Linked DNA regions of Homo sapiens: region 1 is linked to region 2. Evidence: read pairs that join two places in POLR2A ChIA-PET (ENCODE). Cell type or tissue: PC-9. All regions are shown on one strand. Region 1 has its middle 14 kb from the start of WDR20. Region 2 overlaps DYNC1H1 (dynein cytoplasmic 1 heavy chain 1).

What was found. ChIA-PET counts read pairs that join two places held together with the same protein. Peaks named below come from ENCODE experiments on the same cell type or tissue, not always from the same donor. Only the 100,000 strongest peaks of a DNase experiment are listed, where the experiment ranks them.
Region 1: POLR2A ChIA-PET joins it to region 2 with 9 read pairs; 1 of 35 experiments calls an interaction of 5 or more read pairs at or near these places.

The regions. Positions count from the first base shown.
Region 1 is chr14:102,123,633-102,127,632 of GRCh38, forward strand. It overlaps a transcript of HSP90AA1 not described here. Among named protein-coding and RNA genes, the nearest start is that of WDR20, 14 kb to the right of the region's middle. In PC-9, no CTCF peak of the experiment used is centred here; DNase peaks (open chromatin) are centred at 999, 1,999 and 2,599; H3K4me3 peaks cover 1,241 bases; H3K27ac peaks cover 3,167 bases.
Region 2 is chr14:102,027,246-102,031,245 of GRCh38, forward strand. DYNC1H1 (dynein cytoplasmic 1 heavy chain 1) reads left to right here. Exons shown (of 78, transcript NM_001376.5): 45 at 1-43; 46 at 138-299; 47 at 374-588; 48 at 692-896; 49 at 2,294-2,467; 50 at 2,574-2,693; 51 at 2,917-3,037. Among named protein-coding and RNA genes, the nearest start is that of HSP90AA1, 58 kb to the right of the region's middle. RefSeq lists an enhancer at 77-1,276. In PC-9, CTCF peaks have their summits at 1,619 and 1,884; DNase peaks (open chromatin) are centred at 846, 1,696 and 2,896; H3K4me3 peaks cover 1,157 bases; H3K27ac peaks cover 4,000 bases.

The sequences.
Region 1 (4,000 bases), 96 kb after region 2:
CCTACAGTACTAGGATTACAGGCATAAGCCACTATGTCCAGATAGTTTATGAACATGTTCTAAATATATTCAGAGAAACTGTGTGGTTCATCTCAGGGGGCACCATTCACACTGCAGTCAATGAAATTAAAGGCACCCCCCACTTCCCTGTGAGATGTATACTAGCAACCGTGTTTTTTTTAATTGAGACAGGGTCTCATTCTGCCAACCTAGGCTGGAGTGCAGGGGTGTAAACATGGCTTACTACAGCCTCAACCTCCTGGGCTCAGGCAATGATCCCACCTCAGCCTCCCCAGCAGCTGGGACTACAGGTGTGTGCCACCACACCTGGTTAATCTTTAAATTTTCTGAAGAGATGGCGCCTCCCTCTGTTGCCCAGGCTCCTCATGAACTCCTGGCCTCTGCCTCCCAAAATGCTGGGATTACAGGCGGAAACTACCACGTCCAGCCTATTTATCTTATTTTGTTATTGTGAATGTGACATTTTCTTCCATTATACTTAAATTAGTTACTATTTGACAGAGAAAGTAGAGACAGTTATTGATGTTTGAATGCTAATTTTTTTTTTTTTTTTTTTGAGATGGAGTTCCACTTTGTCTCCCAGGCTGGAGCACAATGGCACGATCTGGGCTCACTGCAACCTCTGCCTCCTGGGTTCAAGTGATTCTCCTGCCTCAGCCTCCCACATAGCTGGGATTACAGGTGCTCGCCACCATGCCCAGCTAATTTTTGTGTTTTTAGTAGAGGTGGGGGTTTCACCATGTTGGCCAGGTTGGTCTTGAACTCCTAACCTCAGGTGATCTGCCCACCCTGGCTTCCCAAAGTGCTGGGATTATAGGTGTGAGCCACTGTGCCTGGCCTGAATGCTACTTTTTAAATCTGCTATATTACATTGTCTATTGTTTCTTTTTTTCTTTTTTAGAGATGGGAGTCTAGCTATATCCCCCAGGCTGGAGTGCAGTGGCACTATCATGATTCACAATGTAAACTTGAACTCCTGGCCTCAAGCAATCCTCCTGCCTCAGCCTCCTGATTAGCTGGAATTACAGGTGTATACCACCATGCTTGGCTTCTTATTGTTTCTTACAGTTCTTCAGTTGATCCTCTTAGATTTCCAACATCTAATCATATATAAATAATAATTTCATTTAAAACTTTTATGTACTATACTGTCACAATATTAAATAATGTGATCATGAATAGAATTTATGTTATGTCTTTTGACCTTAAGTCCAGTGCTCTTTTTTGAGTATATATTCAATCCACTAAATAGTTATTGAGCACCAACAATCTATAAAGCATTGCTATAGATGAGAAAGACATGGTAAAAAGAAAAATCATTCAGTGCCCACATTCATAATCTTTATTTATTTTTTTGAGATGAAGTCTCACTCTGTTGCCTAGGCTGGAGTTCAGTGGTGTGATCACAGCTCACTGAAGCCTCAAACTCCTGGGTTCAAGCGATCCTCCCATCTCAGCCTCCCAAGTAGCTGGGACTATAGCCATGTATCACCATATCTAGTTAATTTTTATTTATTTTTTGTAGAGATGGGGGCTCCTTGTGTTGCCTAGGCTGGTCTCCAACTCCTGGGCTGAAGTGATCCGACTGCCTCAGCCTCCCAAAGTGCTGGGATTACAGGCATGAGCCACTGTGCCCAACCTCATAATCTTTTCTTATCCCAACAAACAGATCTAGAGCCACAATAAAAACCCAGTTGATAATTCTTGCAATGTTAAAACCTATCCAGCAAATTCAATATTCTATCCTACTAAACTGAAATGTGACCATATGCAAAAATTATTCTCCAAGGACAGGAGTGTTTCGTTTTTGTTATTTTTTAGGAAGAGGGAAGCAGAATGAGCTGGGACTAAGGAAGTGAGTGAACAATGGGCATGCTAAGTAGATATTTACCTGAAAGCCAAATACATAAAATAAACAAGGGGCTGAATCTCCCCCGCTCAGAAAGCTAGAAGCAGAGCTTTCTGAAAGCATGAGTAATGTGACCTAAGGCAGAGTTTAACCTCAGGGGGAAGGTATAAGAAAAGAAAGCATGCATGAGCATATTTTTAAGTCTGTGAACTGCAATCGTGTGTAGCGAACAACCTAGTGAGATGAGACAGCAATGTAATAAATGTCATAATAAAGTTAAGTATTAACATAAGGTGCTAAAAGAGAATCTTTCTCAAAGGTGAGTCACTCATTTGGCAAGTGTGTATTGAGTACCTATTGAATGTCAGGCCCCAATCTACACACGACATGCCAAACAAAAATAGGCAGGATCCCTATTATAAGCTTACGGTCTACTGAGGGAGGTGGCTTTTATTTAAGAAAACATATAAATATGTGTGTGTATGATGTATATATTATTAGAAATTGTGCTAAGTGCTATACGGGAAATAATTCCATGAGAAAATAAGGTGACATAACTTACATTTGGGGCCTCAGGGAAAGCCTCTCTGAGAAGGCAGCCTTTAAGTTGAAAAGTGAGGGATGAATAAGCAGAGAGCATACCAGGCAGGAGTGATTTTTGGAGTGAAGTCTTCTGGGATGAGCGGCCTTCTATTCCCTCTGATGAACAGAGAGGAAAGGGAATCTCACTTATGCAAAAGCATGAAAGCACAGGTGTGACAGGTATGAGGAACTACAAGTTACCATAGCTCAGTAAGGGGACACGTGGACATGGAAACACCAGGAAAAGAGAAAAACAAAACGCAAAAATATGAAGAAGATGGAAGAGGAACAAACTAGAAATCCAATTCAGTATGTGTTGATTATTTACTATGTGCTTAGCAATATCTTAGGGGATTCTTAAAGCGGAAAAAGAATGGCTCCTCCTCTCAAGAAACTCGGAGTCTAAATGGGTAGATACTGACTGCATCCTCGACTAGATTCTTTTTTTTTTTCTTTTTTGAGACGGAGTCTCGCTCTGTTCCCAGGCTGGAGTGCAGTGGCGCAACCACGACTCACTGCAAGCTCCGCCTCCCGGGTTCACGCCATTCTCTTGCCTCAGCCTCAAGAGTAGCTGAGACTACAGGCGCCCGCCACCACGCCCGGCTAACTTTGTTTTTGTACTTTTAGTAGAGATGGGGTTTCACGGTGTTAGCCAGAATGGTCTCGATCTCCTGACCTCGTGATCTGCCCGCCTAGGCCTCCCAAAGTCCTGGGACTACAGGCGTGAGCCACTGCGCCCGGCCGACTAGATTCTTTTAATATCATAAACTGTGTTTTTGTTTTCCCAATCAGTAACTCCTAAAATGAATTTTTAAATTAACAAATGAATCTTACTTCCTGCCACAGGCCCCAGCTACTACTTTACAGCAATCTATGGCTAAAAATCACTGTTTTACTGGCTGCTTCTCAAAAGGCCAATAATGCTGATGAGGCTCTTCAGAGAGTGAGAAGTACTTTTTTTTTTTTTTTAAATCACCTCTTCATAGCCTCCTCCCAATAAGTACTTATAATTATATATAAGTAACAAGTTAATTTTTTCTTTACATATAGCATACTAGCTCTTTAAAAAATCTCATCTTTCCTGTTTCAGGATCTCAGATAGAAAAAAGTTAGGAACTGTTATTGAGGCTATTAAGCTTGAACGTCCTTGCTCTAATCTTTGCAAAGATAAAACCCACAATGCTCATTAAGCTGCTTGGATAAGCTGTTGTTTTACTTCTTACTGGAGGAGCTTAACAATGAAAAACAAAGCTAGCATGAGTTCTATCTACAAAAAGTGATGTCCTAATTTGAATTCAGTTCTAACATACTGTAATAATTCAATTAGTTCTGTGACTGAGGCAGAATGTCCCAGCCTTATGACAGTTCTCTTATTTTCTTCCTGTATTTTCCCTTTATTACTATGGTTTGGAACCCACATTTCAGTCTTATCCCTAGAGTCTAAGATAATTAAAATAGCACACATGGAGTTATATTTATTTGAGGGGGTAGGAGACAGCTGTGACTCTTTCAAGGCTGGGACTGGAGACAGTAAGCAATAGGCAGAGG
Region 2 (4,000 bases):
TTTCGTCGCCTGGATGAACGGTTTGAGTGTGTACCAGATTAAGGTGCGTCTGGTCGGTGGCCTCTTAATCCCAGCAACAGATGTGTGTGCAGAGCTCAGTGAGTAGGAATGGACCTAACTTGCCTCTGCTTCTGTAGGTCCATAGGAAGTACACAGGGGAAGACTTTGATGAAGATCTACGGACAGTGTTGAGACGTTCTGGCTGTAAAAATGAAAAGATAGCATTTATAATGGATGAATCTAATGTGTTAGATTCTGGATTCCTGGAGCGAATGAATACCCTTCTGGCCAATGGAGAGGTAATTAGGTGACGTGTTGCGTTGCATTACGTGTTACCGGGGGACCAGTAAGTCAGCACTGTGCTGTTTCCCAGGTGCCTGGTCTCTTTGAAGGAGACGAGTATGCCACCTTGATGACGCAGTGCAAAGAGGGGGCACAGAAGGAAGGCCTGATGCTGGACTCGCACGAGGAGCTCTACAAGTGGTTCACTAGCCAGGTTATCCGCAACCTCCACGTCGTGTTCACCATGAACCCGTCCTCGGAGGGACTCAAGGACCGGGCAGCTACATCACCAGCACTTTTCAACAGGTACGTGGGCCTTTACTTGGCTCTGGGTCAGGAAAGTCGGTGTCCTTCCAAGGGACAAAGCCTGCCCCTCATAGCTGTCCTGAAACATGGGCCTCTTTCTCAGGTGTGTGTTGAATTGGTTTGGAGACTGGTCCACCGAAGCACTGTATCAGGTTGGCAAAGAATTCACAAGTAAGATGGATCTGGAGAAGCCAAATTACATCGTGCCTGATTACATGCCAGTTGTGTATGATAAGCTGCCGCAGCCACCATCCCATCGGGAAGCCATTGTGAACAGCTGTGTGTTTGTTCATCAGACTCTTCACCAGGTGGGTTCAGTTTTGAGATCAACAGATAAACCACAAAACTAACCATCATGCTAATATAAAACTAAATTGCTATAAAAATAGACCTTAAGGCCAGGTGCAGTGACTCATGCCTGTAATCCCAGCACTTTGGGAGGCCAAGGCGGGAGGATCACTTGAACCCAGGAGTTCAAGACCAGCCTGGGCAACATGGCGAGACCCCATCTCTACAAAAAATACAAAGAAAATTAGCCGGGCATGGTGGTGGGCACCTATAGTCCCAGCTACTCAGGAAGCTGAGGTGGGAGGATCACTTAAGCCCAGGAGGCAGAGGTTATATTGAGCTGAGATCACGGCACTGCAATCCAGCCTGGGCAACAGAGCAAGACCCAGACTCAAAACAACATAAATAGACCTTAGGGCACTTCATGTTTGACATTGTACTGTTATTTGTAAAGGAAATACTTGTTTCTTACCTCTTACCTCTTTAGTAACATCTCATTCTTGTCACTGGGCTGTAAATTCTGGAGCCGTCTAACACTTTAGTGCCCCCACTGACTCTGCCTCTGATAAAATGATCTCCTTTGCCTTTGTCTCCCACTGCTGCTGTATGTTCAGGCCCTTACTCTTTCCTCTAGATCAGGAATCAGCACGCTTTCTCTTTAAAGAGCCAGATCATAAATGTTTTAACCTTTACAGGTGGAGTAGTCTCGGGCACAGCTACTCAGTGCTGCCATTGTAGGGCAAAAGCCTCCAGAGACCATATATAAATGAATGGGTGTGGCTGTGGCCAGTAAAACCTCATTACTGAAAAATGCAAGGCTTGGCCTGCTAACCATGTTTTGCTAATCCTTGCTGTAGATTCTGTGTGATAGAAGAATTCAGTCTACTCCTCCCTCCCAGAAGAGCTTTGTGAAATCCACTCTGAGCTTGTAGGTGTCCTGCTGCCCAGCCCCTGCAGGCCATCTCCATTGCCCTTGGAATGTCGTCCAGCCCTGGCTTCCCCTGGTAGTCTGATCATCTTGCTGTGCTTCAGAAATCAAGGGACCAGAGCAGTTTCTCACATCAGGCCTGCCTTGCCCCTTTCTTGTCATTTCTTACTAATAAAAGGTGGAAGCAGGCTAGCTAACCTTTCTATAGTAACTGACATTTGTGATGCCTTTTCACATAAGTACACCTCTAAAGTTGGTGTAATCACCATCCTCAGTTTAGAGAAGTTAAAGGGCTTAGAGAGGTTTGGAAGTGTAAGGGGTATCTCGAAAGCTCTAAGTGGCTAAGCTGAGGCCCGACTCGAGTGTTCTGGCCCCGAGGGCCAGGCTCCTTCTATCATGTCACACCCATCTGCCAAGGCCAAAATTGTTTTCTGAGGTTAAGTCACAGAGTTTCCTGAAGAGTGAGAAGATGTAACTATTTTCTGAAAGGCGAATGCTCGGCTAGCAAAGCGAGGCGGCAGAACGATGGCCATCACCCCTCGCCACTACCTGGACTTCATCAATCACTATGCCAACCTGTTCCACGAGAAGCGGAGCGAGCTGGAGGAGCAGCAGATGCACTTGAACGTGGGGCTCAGGAAGATCAAAGAGACAGTCGACCAGGTGCGTCACAGGCACAAATTCCTCACGGGAGTGAGCTGCAGTGAGGACCCCTTTCCATATAATTTCTGCATGTTTCTCGTCTCTGAGTGTGGGCTTTGCTCTTTAGGTAGAAGAACTGCGTCGTGACTTGAGGATAAAGAGCCAAGAGCTGGAGGTGAAGAATGCAGCAGCCAATGACAAGCTGAAAAAGATGGTGAAAGACCAGCAGGAGGCTGAAAAGAAGAAGGTATGGTGTCAGGGAATTCTGGCCTGTAAGGACTGAGCATTTTCAGTCTCCAATGAGAGAGTAGGAAATGTAGTTCCAAATGGGTCTTAGGGTTAGAGAGAGGGAGGGAGGGAGAGAGAGTGTGTGTGTGTGTGTGTGTTGGCAGAGTGAAGAATGTTGTTTAGAATTTAGTCAGCAAATTAACCAATGCTTAACCCATACCTAAGCCATCCCTCCTTTCTAGGTTATGAGCCAAGAAATCCAGGAACAGCTGCATAAGCAGCAGGAGGTAATTGCAGACAAACAGATGAGTGTCAAAGAAGATCTTGATAAGGTGGAACCTGCCGTCATTGAGGCCCAGAATGGTATGTAAAGACTGTCAGAGCTTTGATGTCTAGGAAGGGTGGTCTCCGTCAACATTACTGTGGAGTTCAGGTCACTGAACATTGCACATATGCTTCCCTCAAAGGTTCTGGTTTCCAAAAATATCATTAGTAACCATCTGAAGCTTTTTCTGAATGCTTGAGATTGTCTTCATCTCTCAAAGCAAAGTTCCTACAAAGCTAGATTGTATTTACCATAGTGAAACCCCTCTCATAAAAGAAACTTCACAATATAAGCTTTGTGTCAATATACGTTTTTAGAGATCTGTTGATAATTACGTAAGTATGCTATTTATCAATCCCTGACTTGAATTTCACCCAGAAATATAAAATATTCAGTGTAACTGTCTTGTAATTGTTTCTGAGTGTTCTAGCTATGACCCAATTGCTAATTTAAGTATTGATAGCAGTCACTTCTCTTTTTCCATTCCTTACATGCCTATAAGATGCTATAGAAATAGGGCAACAACCTGCCATCCTGTTTTAGTTTGCAATTTACACAGTGAGTAAGACTGCTCTCAGCCAGGCGAGGTGGCTCGCACTAATCCCAGCACTTTGGGAGGCCGAGGCAGGAGGATCATTTGAGGCAGGAGGACCATTTGAACTTAGGAGTTTGTGACCAGCCTGGGCAACATAGCTAGACCCCCATCTCTATTTTAAAATAAATGAATAAATGAAAACAAAAGAAAAAAAAGAGTGCTTTCTTCTTGCCCACTGTATTTAACCTGTTTCAAATAACCCAATTATCTGTAGTTTTTACCTTATACAACAAGATGAATTCAAATGCACCACTCAACCTATATATTTTCATTCAGAGTTGGATTTGGATGATAATTTAATGTAGTTCTCACCTTCTAAATATTACTTAAAATTGTTTTACAAAAATTTCAGCCTAGAAAACTATTTTAGTGTATAGAAGTCATTGGCCATTGTTTTTGTTTTGCT